Linked DNA regions of Homo sapiens: region 2 is linked to region 1. Evidence: chromatin contacts called from ENCODE Hi-C or POLR2A ChIA-PET data. All regions are on one chromosome and are shown on one strand. The core of a region is the stretch at or near the end of the contact, and the rest is flanking DNA. Distances in the headings are between cores, read along the strand shown.

What was found. A loop is a pair of places that touch in the nucleus more often than their neighbours do. ChIA-PET counts read pairs that join two places held with the same protein, here RNA polymerase II (POLR2A). Pooled maps may share reads with other maps.
Region 2: a pooled map shows a loop between it and region 1 (3-fold over the local background). The contact joins the promoter of RRAS2 here to the enhancer-like site in region 1. A Hi-C loop is called at or near these places in 2 of 50 pooled maps. POLR2A ChIA-PET finds 5 or more read pairs at or near these places in 3 of 52 experiments (GM12878, H1 and WTC11).

The regions. Positions count from the first base shown.
Region 1 is chr11:14,235,335-14,241,383 of GRCh38, forward strand. The region is part of intron 6 of SPON1 (spondin 1); the gene reads left to right. Among named protein-coding and RNA genes, the nearest start is that of RRAS2, 120 kb to the right of the region's middle. RefSeq lists an enhancer at 2,237-2,286. Within about 2 kb of position 2,382, at least 4 of the 41 ENCODE cell types and tissues checked have a DNase peak (open chromatin) inside an H3K27ac peak, as active enhancers do.
Region 2 is chr11:14,355,839-14,361,887 of GRCh38, forward strand. RRAS2 (RAS related 2) reads right to left here and starts at 3,345. Exons shown (of 6, transcript NM_012250.6): 1 at 2,925-3,345. The coding sequence starts at 3,032. RefSeq lists an enhancer at 2,175-2,274 and silencers at 2,515-2,634, 2,675-2,874, 2,945-3,444.

The DNA.
Region 1 (6,049 bases), core at 1,132-3,631:
CACCCTCGCCCTCTTGGAGCTTCCATTCTAGCAGGGGGAGATAGACAATAAAAAGTAAATAAGGCAGGACATGGTGGCTCACGCCTGTAATCCCAACACTTTGGGAGGCTGAGGCAAGCAGATGGCTTGAGCCCAGGAGTGTGAGGCCAGCCTGAGCAACAAAGCAAGACCCCATCTCTACAACTAATTTTAAAACTAACTGGGCATGGTGGTAGGCACCTGTAGTCCCAGCTATTTGGTATGCTGAGGGTAGAAGGATGGCTTGAGCCCAGGAGGTCATTCTACAGTGAGCCATGATTATGCCCCTGTACTCCAGCCTAGGCAACAGAGAAAGACCCTGCCTCAAAAAAAAAAAAAAAAAAAAAAAAAAAAAGTAAGCAAAATGCACAGTCAACTGGACAATGGCAAATGTTATGAAGAAAAGATAGTGGGATAAAGGAATAGGGATGCTGAGTCAAAAAGGGGGCAGGGACCTGCCATGGACATCAAAGTCCTCACTGAGAAGTTGACATTTGAGCAAAGACCTGGAGGAAACAAAGGAGAGAGTGCTCTGGTATCTGGGAGAACAGCATTCCAGGCACAGGGAACAGCAAGTGCAAGGTGTGCCTGGCATGTTTAAAGATACATAAGAAGTCCAGGATGCCGAAACCCAGGTTGTGGAAGAGTAGTAAGAGATGAGGCTCAGGAGGACAGGCAGACCATGGAGGGTGTGGGGGACCAGAGCAAGGTCCTGTCTGCTGTGAGATGCAAAGCCACTGGAGGATTTTGGCCAGAGGAATGGCATGATATGACTGCTGCACGAACAAGAGTCTGGAGGAAGGGAGGGGAGGTAGAGAGACCTGCTAGGAAGCAACTGCACTCATCTAGCTGAGCGATGATGGTGGCTTGGATCAGGATGGAGGCAGGCAGGAGACGGAAAGTGGTTGGATCATGAAGATATTTTGGAAGTGGAGTTGACAGGGTGTGCCGATGGATCAGTTGCAGGGTGGGAGAGAAAGAGGCATCCAGGGTGGATGGAACTGAAAGTACGGCATTGCCATGTAATGGGATGGGAAGAATGAAGGAGGCTGGGCTTAGGGAGGGGAAGATCAGGAGTTTGGTTTCAGGCACGTTGTTGAGTTTGAGATGCCACTTAGATACCCAGATGAAAATGTTGAGTGGCTGATATGCAAGTCTAGAGTCAGAGGCTAGTTTGCAATAGAAGATTACAGCTTAGGAATCATCAGCATATACACAGTTGGCTTTTTAAGGCAGGGGACTAAATGAAATCACCAAGGGAGTGTGGATAAAAGAGAAGACCAAAGGCTTGAGCCCTGGGGCACTTCAAGCTTTAGAGGAAAGTGAATAGGAGTCAGCGAGGGAGACTGAGAAGGAAGAGTTGATGAAGTGGAAAGAAAATCAGAGGCAGCAAGTCCCAGAGCCAAGGAGAAAGCTTTTCAAGGCAGAGGGAGTGAGTGACCAGCTGTGTCAAATACTGCTGAGGGGTCACAAGAGCTGAGAGCTGGGCACTGACTTTGGCTTTGGCACGGAGAGGTCACTGGTGACCTTGACGGGAGCAGTGAGTCTGCTGTCAGAGGAGAGGTGAGTCTCAGTTGCCTCACCTGAGAAATGGGGACACCCTCCTGCCTTCCTCAGAGAGCAGCAGTGCAGACCATGGGCAAACTGCAAAGTGCCACCAAATATGAGCTGTTTTATTTATGACCTGAGAAGCCCAGAGGCTGTTGAAATGAGGGGAGGCTACTGTTGGGCACAATTGGTTTTAAAGATGCTTACAGCCCCGTTATCACCTCATAAAATGGCTCATTTCTTGCTACTCATCACCAGAACACTCACCCAGGCATGAAAAAGTTACCTTCAGAGGTAGAAGCTGTCAGGATGGATATTTTTTGTGCATGGCAACTGGGAAAGAGAAAAAGCAAATAATGGGGCCAAATAGTGCTCACCGGGGTCTCCACGCAAGATTCCAGACACTGCTCTCCCAGAGGGAACCCCAGTGATCCTGTGCCTCAAAGCAAGGGCTCCTTGGAGAAAGCCACCAACCAGGGTCAGCTGTGCTCTCACTGCAAAATGAGCAACATGGGGGAGGGAGGAGAGAAGGATGGAGAAGAAGGACAGTCAGGGAAAGTGGAAAGAATGTGAGTTTGGAGTCAGATACACATGCGTTGGAATCGTGGTTCCTGTGTGGTCAGCAAATGACCTGACTCCTCTGAGCCACAGCTTCCTCATCTGCAGTGGACAGCGTGATAGCTATTTCCAAAGCTTTCTGTAAGAAACAAGCTGTTGAATGGGGGAATGCACACTGTGTGTGTGGCTGCGTATCACTGCATTTGCAATTAGTGGCACTGGGTTTTCCCCTGTTTAGTAGCAGACAGTTTTTCTTCAGCCCAAGGAGCCTGTGCCTTCCCGGCTTCATCAAACCGGTCGTCAGAACAGCAGTAACTTTCAGTGTTGTGAACATGGTCTGATATTCTTCCACGTGTGGCTGTGATATGCAGAACTGAAAGTAGGCTAGGACATGCCCTTAAGAGCAGCAGAAGTAGGAGGGGTGGGCCTGGTTCTCCTGGGCCACAGTGTGCACTTTCAGGCCCCATCTGCCTGGGTTCATGGTGGCAACGGGTGTGGCCTCTAGAATCAGACTGAGGTCTAAACTCTAGCTCAGCCAGTTAACTAACTGTGAAACTAATTTGGCCAAATAAATGTGTTTCTGAGGATTAAAACGTATATATCCACCTTGCAAATGTGTTGTAAGGATTAAATCAGATGCTGTCTATTAGGCAATTTGCAAGGTTAGCAAGATGCTTAGCACATAAAAAATAAATAATTATTGTTTTATTATTGTTGCTGTTTCCACCTGTTTCTATTCCTTTCCCTCTCTGATCATGGATTGCATCCCATTTCTCTTCCTGTGGGGAGGAGAGATGGTAGGGGCATCAGGCAAGTTGGCCAGGCTGACTCCACACTGAGGTCTGAGCCTCAGTGCTACCAGCAGCAAAGGAATGTTTAGGATGAGGAAATGGCTTGTGGTTCAGGACTGGAAGACAAAGTCAAAAAGTTAGGAAGAAAGGGGCAGGGGGATGTGACAGACTCTGGCCTTCTGCTGTGGGCACAGCTGGGATGTGTGGAGCTCTTCCTCATTGGGTGGCTGGCTCTGGAGTGCAGAGGAGGGTCAGCGTGGGGTAAGATTGGTTCAGACACCAGCCCCGACCCTAGACTCACAGTCTTACTTTCTGTTCTGCTCAGACCACCCTGTTTATCTCCTGGTATTGATGTAATTGCTGCCTCCAGAACAGATCTGTCCCAGATCTGTTTTCATTCCACATGAACCCGCTTCCCTCCAGACCTGACCTCAGCCCATGGCCTGTTAGGGGATATGCTCTTCCCATTTGGTACCAGTAACTGTGAGGTACAAGTACAGCTGTTGTATCCCCACAATATGCTTACAAAAGCAAAATGGAAGATGAATATGAGTGACCTGTAGTATCTTTGGGTTTTTTCCTATTTTAATTGGTATGTCTTTAGAAAAGTGTTGGCATCATCCAAATGAACCATGAACGATGGATGCCCTGAGACACTTTGTTTGAAAAGGGTCCTGTGGGAGCTGAGAAGGGGCTCTAAGTATTCTTGAAAGTTCCTGTCTGTGCCTTAGAGACTTGTTAAAATAAGCTTTTCATTTAAGTCTGAAGTGTGGGTTGCTTACTCTGAATTTAAGTCCTTCATTCTTCAGAATGTGAAATGCCCAGGGCCCTAGTGCCCCCATCCAAGCTACATAAGCCTTCCATCATATGCTCCCTGGGACTCAGAGCTTGGCTTTCAATGGAGGCAAGTTCTCCTGAGGCTTTGTGGGTTTGTACCTGCAACTGTGTGCTCCAGTCTCTGTACTCAGGCAGCGCAAGTCAATTCTGATATGAACTTACCCTGAATGTAAGTAAAAATAAGAATGATCAGTAATTTTTGTGGAGCACCTGCTATGTGCCAGGCACTTCATTGCCACATTACATGAGTTGTCATTTAGTCCCCCTAACAAGCACATGCAGAAGATCCTCTTTTTACCCTATTTCACAGATGAGAAAACTAAGAGAGGTCACAAGACTTGCCAAAAAACAGAGTTTGGCAGGGCACGGTGGCTCACACCTGTAATCCCAGCACTTTGGGAGGCCGAGGCGGGCAGATCACTTGAGCTCAGGAGTTTAAGACCAACATGGGCAATGTGGCGAAACCCCATCTCTACAAAAATACAAAAATTAGCCATGAGTAGTGGTGCACACCTGTAGTCCTAGCTACTCAGGAGGCTGAGGTGGGAGGATTGCTTGAGCCCGGGAGGCTGAGCCTGCAGTGAGCTGAGATCGTGCCACTGCACTACAACCTGGGTGACAAAGTGAGACCCTGTCTCAAAAACAAAACAAAAACACAGAGCTAGTAAATGGTACCATTAGCATATGACCTCAGGTATGATTCCAGAGCTTATGCTTCTCAACTATGCTACTTTCCTGCCTGCTGGATTCATAAACATTAAAAAGATGGATAGTATCCCGTGTGCCCTAAATTGAGAACATGGGCACATACACATCCTTGCTGGGAGTAGAAATTAGTACAGACATTTGGAGGGCAATTTGGTAGGGCAGACCACAGTTTTAAATTTGCTTCACATTTTGATCACTCCTATGACTCAATGATACAGGAATCCTTGGATGTATGAGCAAATAAATACGTACATGAGTCTTCATCACAGCATCATTTATGAAAACAACTAAATATTTACTAATGGTGCCAGTGGAATCAATTAGAGAACATCCCCTGCTACATAACTCTCTGCATACATCAAAGAGAATGGTGTGGCTTTGCTTTTTCAACAATCTACTGAGCGGCCGTAGGCATGGTGATATGGCCATGAATGAGCAAGATTCTCTCTGATCCTTATAGAAGTTAAGTTCTACCAGATAACTTGCTGCTTCAACAAAAATATTTAGCTTTTTAAATAAATGTGGTAGAATGCTCCTGCTTTCTTGTTTCATTTAACTCAAATGATCACCAAAAAAGAGAACAATAAGCTGTTGACCCTGCAGATGTTGTGTAACCACTAGATGAAAAGATTTACAGCAGGAAGCTGTCATGCCCACACATATGGTCCCACCATCCTTGGAGCCTCCATAGGTCTAAATGGAGTTTCATCACCATAAATAAATGGTAATGTAGGTTCCAAACTATACTTGTGGAGTTATACATTTGATCTTGGCCAAAAGGCCAAGAAGCAATATTGTGTGTGTGTGTGTGTGTGTGTGTGTGTGTGTGTGTGTGTGTGTGTAGTTATATATTACAAAAGCAAAATCACTATATCAGCTGGGACCTGTAAACCAGAATTTAACTGTAAAGCAAGGTGAATCTGCATGGCCAGCTAACTTGGCAGCCACCTTCACTCCACCCACATTGATTTTATTTTCTAGTGAAATATTTCTTCAAGAGCAAACAGACTGTCATCAGACAGTATCTCATTACCAGGATCTGATATCTTGGATTTCCTTTTTCTAAGTCTTGACCTGGCTTGCCATAATTTGAAGATATCCAACACTTTAAAAATCAAAAAAGAGAGCTAAGATATATAGTATATAGTGTACATAGTATGTAGTACGTACTGATGGAAAGTTTCCCGTGATATGATATTAAGGAAATATTTTAAAGTCATGGTACAGAACAAGATATTCAGTATGACACAGATTTGGTGGGAAAGCTAAATATAATGCCTGCACACACACACACACATCCTTACATGTGCATCGTAGAAGATCTGGAAAGATACACACCATGCTGTAATATTCTGGAAACGGAGAAGGAGACAGAAGGCAGGGTTGCTGTTGAAGTAGACTGTGTTCAACATTTACATTGTGAGTTTCTGTGATGCTAAAATTTTCCACAATGTGTGTATTATTCTGGAATTAAAAATCAAAGAAAAAAAAGTGGAGCAGAACTAGATGATGAGGACCCCATAAGCAAAACTCAGGAAGTAAGAAATTGTCATGGAAGTTGTGAGGAGCCTTTGAAGGGTTTTGGCAGG
Region 2 (6,049 bases), core at 2,095-4,594, 120 kb after region 1:
GTGTTCTCTCCCTCCAGTTACTACTGCTAAACAATCATGGTGGAATGAATTTTAACATTCCAGGAGTCAGGCAATGAATAGCTACCCTATTAAGTGTAAATATAAAAAAATCGCTTTAGCTCCATAATCTAAAATTAATATAAAAATGTATGCAGCTTTACTACAGACTGTACTAGACACTGTTCTAAGCCCTTGACATGTTAACTCATTTAATTTCACAGCTATATGTGGTCCACCATATTTCCCCAGTTTACAGATGGGGAAAACTAAGGTACAGAGAAGTTAAGTAACCTGCCTAAAATTACACATGCAGCAAGTGGTAGAGCTGAGACTGCATCCAGGTGGTCGGGTTCCTGTCTCTCCAAAAAGGCTCCTTTTTGCAGAGACCAGATCACAGGTCCCAAATCAACTATCAATCCCACTTCCCCACTTGCCACCTCCTCTCTCCAAACTAGCATATGACTCCCACATATGACATTTCCATTCTCCCCACCACCAAGCCTACATAATGCTTTCATCAATTTTTTCCACAGACTTCTCTGAGTCTGAATTCCCTTTGCATTTAAACATGTTACAGAACTGTAGGCATAAACACTGATAACACCTACCATTACTGAGCACATACAACATGCTGGATACAATGCTACCATCTTTGTCATAAAAGTTATAAAGAATGTGTAATCAGACCCATTTTACTGGCGAGAAAACTGAGGCTCAGAGAGGCTGAGTATTTTGGCCATGTTCTCACAGCCGATAAATGACAGAGCTTTAAAAGACACACATGCTCAAGTCTGTAAGACTCAAGGTTCATACTCTTTATGTACACATATGTCTTCCTCATACATACCTGCTTCCTTTACTTCTTTAATATCATCTAGAGCATCCAGGTACTATACTATTCACAGTGGAGGTATTTCTTCAACAAATGATTCTATAAATTATTAGGAAAACGGCAATTAATGCTTTTTTTTTTTTTTTTTTGAGGCAGAGTCTCGCTCTGTTGCCCAGGCACAATCTCGGCTCACTACAATCTCCGCCTCCCGGGTTCAAGCGATTCTACTGCCTCAGCCTCCAGAGTAGCTGGGACTACAGGCGCGCGCCACCATGCCCGGCTAATTTTTGTATTTTTAGTAGAGACGGGGTTTCACTATATTGGCCAGGCTGGTCTGGAACTCCTGACCTCGTGATTCACCCGCCTCGGCCTCCCAAAGTGCTGGGATTACAGGTGTGAGCCACGACGCCAGGCCCAATTACCGCTTTCTTAATGGTTTAATACCATTACTTCCCCAAAACAAAAAGGCCCAACACCTTAATTAATTAACATGGGCTCAAATAATTCAGATGGCCCCTTCCTCAAAAAAACGTAAATATTTGTGGTTCAAATCTTTTAAATAACACTACCAATATTGTAACCCAAGATTATTCTCCCACTCCTAGACTTCTCCTCCACTTATCCCCTCACCCCCACCCTCCCTCAGCCATCAGACTAGTCCCCAAAGGGTTAGCTATAAATTGTTTTGCTTTGCCATTAGATACGTACAATCTCTCTGCGCCCTAGGGAAATAGCAACCTGACAGCATCCCTGATTCTGTAGCCTGCTAAACTTAAACCAATCTCACCCCTTACTCAGTGATTTTTTTAACCCACTAATAAGCATACTGTAAATGCTCATTACATAAAACATCCTTTCTTCCTGGATTCAAAGGTTTTAGCAGCAGTAATCCAGGGAATATTATAGCAGCAATTATTGCTCATTTACTCAATGTGAAAGGTGACAATCACATTTGTTACAGTACTCAATATTTTAATGTCACTATAAACACTAAGTGAAATAAGCTATTCAGGTATCCCAATTAATGACAAATGGGTGAAAAGGAAACCAGACAAAAATATTTCACCGTTCATACTCTAGATACTGTGAAAAATATCCTTGTTTCCTGTTATAACAGGGTACCTTCGTTCTCTCCCAGCATATGCCACACCTTTTAGGTTGACAAAAGCAGAAAGACATCGGGGCTTTGTGTTTTAAAAATCCCAAAAAAGACTACTCAAACCTCTCCCCAAGAGCAAATTCTAAGAAGGAAGAATACCACCTCCCTTTTCTTTACCACAAACCCCTGACTTACCGTCTCTAGCAACCAGAGAGGGCTGGGGGTAGGGGAGAGGGTGGTTAGAAAACAGAACGCACGACTCGGTCATATCCTAGCCCGGCCCATCCCAAACTTCACCTAGGCACGGCGAGAAGCAGGACGGCATCAGGAATTCCTAGGAAATGGTCTCACCCCATCAGAGAACATTTTTAACTTCCTAGAAGCCACCATTTCCCCGGGGCATTATCACACACTCCCACCCGGACATATTACCTAAGAGAGTACTTATAAAAAGAGCGTAACACACACACAAAGAAATACACAGTACTTGAAGCGGGCAGCTCCGGCTCAGGCGGCGCGGGGAAGCCCGGAGACCACGCGGAGCCGCGGCCAAGTTGCCACCGCTATCGCCCCGACGGTGAAGGCGCGGCCGCAGGCGGCTGGAAAAGCAGCGCGCGGGGCTCCAGCTCCAGCCCCACGCCCGGACCCTCGGAGCAGTAAAGCCCGGCTCGGTGGCCCAGCCTCTCCCGGAGGTCTCTGGCCTCGGCCAGAGCAATAAGGTGGATCGGTGCTTCCCACCCTTCCAGCTCCGCCCTCCCGACCACATTCCTGAGAAGCCCTACTCCCGCGACGCCGCGCCCGGGAGGAGGCAGGAGCGCGACGCTGCGGCCGCAGGGCAGGAGCGTAGTCGGCCCCGCGCCCTCCCGCCCCCTGGCCCCGGCCCGGGCCCGCGAGGCGCCTCTGGGGCGAGGTCGCGGCGGCCGCCCCGCCACAGGTAGCGCCAGCCCCCGCCCGCCGCCGCTCCGGCGCCCCGGGCAGGCCCGCTCCAGGTACCTGGATGAACTGGATGGTGAGCGCCGACTTGCCCACGCCGCCCCCGCCGACCACCACGAGCCGGTACTTCTCCTGGCCGGAGCCGTCCCGCCAGCCGGCCGCGGCCATGGGGACGCTACAGAGCCCAGCCTGACTGCGCCGAGCCGCCGCTGCCGCCCGCCCTAGGCCCGGCTCCGGGGACGTGTGCGGCCGGCGGGCTGCGGGCGAGCGGCCGGGCTGGGGTCCCGGGTACCGGGAGGCGTCTGGAGGGCCGGTCAGCGCGGTAGCGCGGCGCTGGGGACTGGCTGGGTACCGCCCGAGGCGCGGAGAAGCGGGGTGACGGCACGGGCCAGGGGCGGCAGCGGCCGGGGGGCGCGCTCCTCTACGCGTCTCCGCAGCGCCTGCCGAACGCAGCCTCCAGCGCCGCCACAAATGGCCGTCTGGGGGCCGGGCTGCCAGGCTGAGGTGCTGCATATGCATGAGGGGGCGGGGAGGGGCGGGGCCGCGCCGCTTGGGGCTGAGGTTCGGGAGGTAACCCGGGCTTCAGACCCCCACGGACACACCGCTCTAATCCCTAGCCAGTGAGCGAGTGCGTGAGAGTGTGGGAGTGGGTGTCAGTTGGGAGTGGGACGAAGGCAGAAAGAGTGTGTCACCCTAATTGTCTATGTAAGGGATTGTGTGGATGAAAAATACAATATGTGACGGCGTGTGCGAAAAATAGGGCTGTTGGCATATTAACTCAATTTTATAGGAGAGTACATACCCTGCTTTAAGAGTACAGATGGTGACCATATTTGTGTGAAAAACAGTATGTGACAGTGATTGAGGATTAGAGCTGTGTCACAGTAATTGAGTGTGTGATGGGCTGGTGGTTGTGACAGTGTGAAGAATGGGACAGTGGCTGAGCATGGAGAATAAGTCAGTGATTGAGCTTGCATGGGCAAGACGGAATGTGACAGATTTTGTATGTGTCAGTACAGTGTCATAGTGGCTATGTTTATGTGTGACAAATGTGCAGTAATTGGATATGAGGAGTGTGAGTGCGAGGGGTTGAACTCCTGGCCTCAAGCAATCCTCCCGCCTCGGCCTCCCAAAGTGCTGGAATTACAGGTGTGAGTCACTGCACCCGGCCTCATGGGGTTTTTAATAAGAATTAAATGAGCACATAAAACAGTGCTGCTACACAGGAAGCATTTACAGCAATCTTGGAACATGACTGCAAGTTCTTGGACTTCACTTGGTAACTCATTTGGAACCAGTAGAATGCAGCAGAAGAGATGCTGCCTAATTTCCCAGGCTAGATCAGAAGAGGCCATGCAGCTGTTCTCTTGGTATTCTCACTCCGGGAGGAACAAAGTCAGAAGTTTGACTATCATAAGACTGCCATGCTAAAGAGGCTACATGTAGGCATGCCAGTCGAAGTCTGATTGATGGCCAGGAGCAACATGCCATTTAAAAAAAAAAAAAAAAAGTCCCACTGAGCTCCCACCAGATCACCAGCATCACCTGCCAGCCATCTAAGTGAGACATCTTGGACACTCAGCCTAATCGAGCCTTCCAATGACGGCATCCCCTGTTAGCATCTGAATGCAACTGCGTGAGAGACCCCAAGCAAAAATACCCATCCAGGCCAGCCCATCCTGAATTCCTTTTTTAAAAATCTTTTTTTTTTCTTTTTTGAGACAAGATCCCTCTGTCACCCAGGCTGAAGTGTAGTGGCACAATCATGGCCCACTGCAACCTCCAACTTCTGGACTCAAGTGATCCTTCCACCTCAGCCTCCCTAGCAGCTGGGACTACAGGCACATGCCATCAAGATCAGGTAATTTTTTTTTTTTTAAGAGACAAGGTCTCTCTATGTTACCCAGGCTAGTCTCGAACTCCCAAAGTGCTGGGATGGCTGGGCGCAATGGCTCATGCCTGTAATCCCAGCACTTTGGAAGGCCAAGGCGGGCGGATCGCTTGAGCCCAGGAGTTCCAGACCAACCTGGCCAACATGGCTAAACGCATCTCTACTAAAAATACAAAAATTAGTCCGGAGTGGTGGCGTGCACTTGTACTCTCCGCTACTCCGGAGGCTGAGGTGGGAGGATCACTTGAGCCTGGGACGCGGAAGTGACAGTGAGCCAAGTTCACGCCACTGCACCCACGCCTGGGCGACAATGCGGGCTCAAAAAAAAAAAAAAAAAGTGCTGGGATTACAGGCATGAACCATCACTCCCGGCCCTTCTTGAATATTTGACCCACAAAATCATGAGCAAAATAAAATTGTAGTGGCTCACGCCTGTAATCCCAACACTTCGGGAGGCCGAGGGAGGCGGATTGCTCGCTTGAGCCCAGGAGTTCCAGACCAGCCTGGCCAACATGCCAAAACCCGTCTCTACAAAAAATTACAAAAATTAGCTGGGCGTGGTACACGCCTATAGTCCCAGCCACTCCGGAGGCTGAGGTGGGAGAATTGCTTGAACGCTGGAAGCGGAAGTTACAGTGAGCCAAGATCGTGAGATCACGAGATCACACCACTGCACTCCCGCCTGGGCGACAGAGCCGTCTCAAAAAAAAAAAATGTACTGGGATTACAGGCATGAGCCATCACTCCCGACCCTTATTGAATACTTGACCCACAAAATCATAAGCAAAACAAAATTGTTGTGGCTCATGTCTGTATTCCCTGCACTTTGGGAGGCCAAGGCAGGAGGATCGCTGGAACCTGGGAGGCGGAGGTTTCAGTGAGCCGAGCTCGGGGCCACCGCACTCCAGCCTGGGCAACAGAGCGAGACCCTGTCTCAAAAAAAAGTACATCGAAATACTGCTTCACACACACGAGGATGACTAAAATTAAAAAGACAGGTAAGTGTTGACAAAGATGTGAAGAAACTGGAGCCCTCATACACTGCTGGTAGGTGTGTTAAATGATGCCACTGCTTTGGAAAACTGTATGTGTCAGTTCCTCAAAAGATTAAATGTAGAGTTACCAACAACCTGACAATTACACCCCTACTTATCTGTACCTGAGAGAAATGAAGACATATATTCACATGAAAACTTGTTTGTGAATGTTATATATAATAGCCAAAAAGTGGAAACAACTCAGTTGTCCCTCAGCTGATGAGTGGATAAACAAAAAAATGTCGTATAGCCACGCA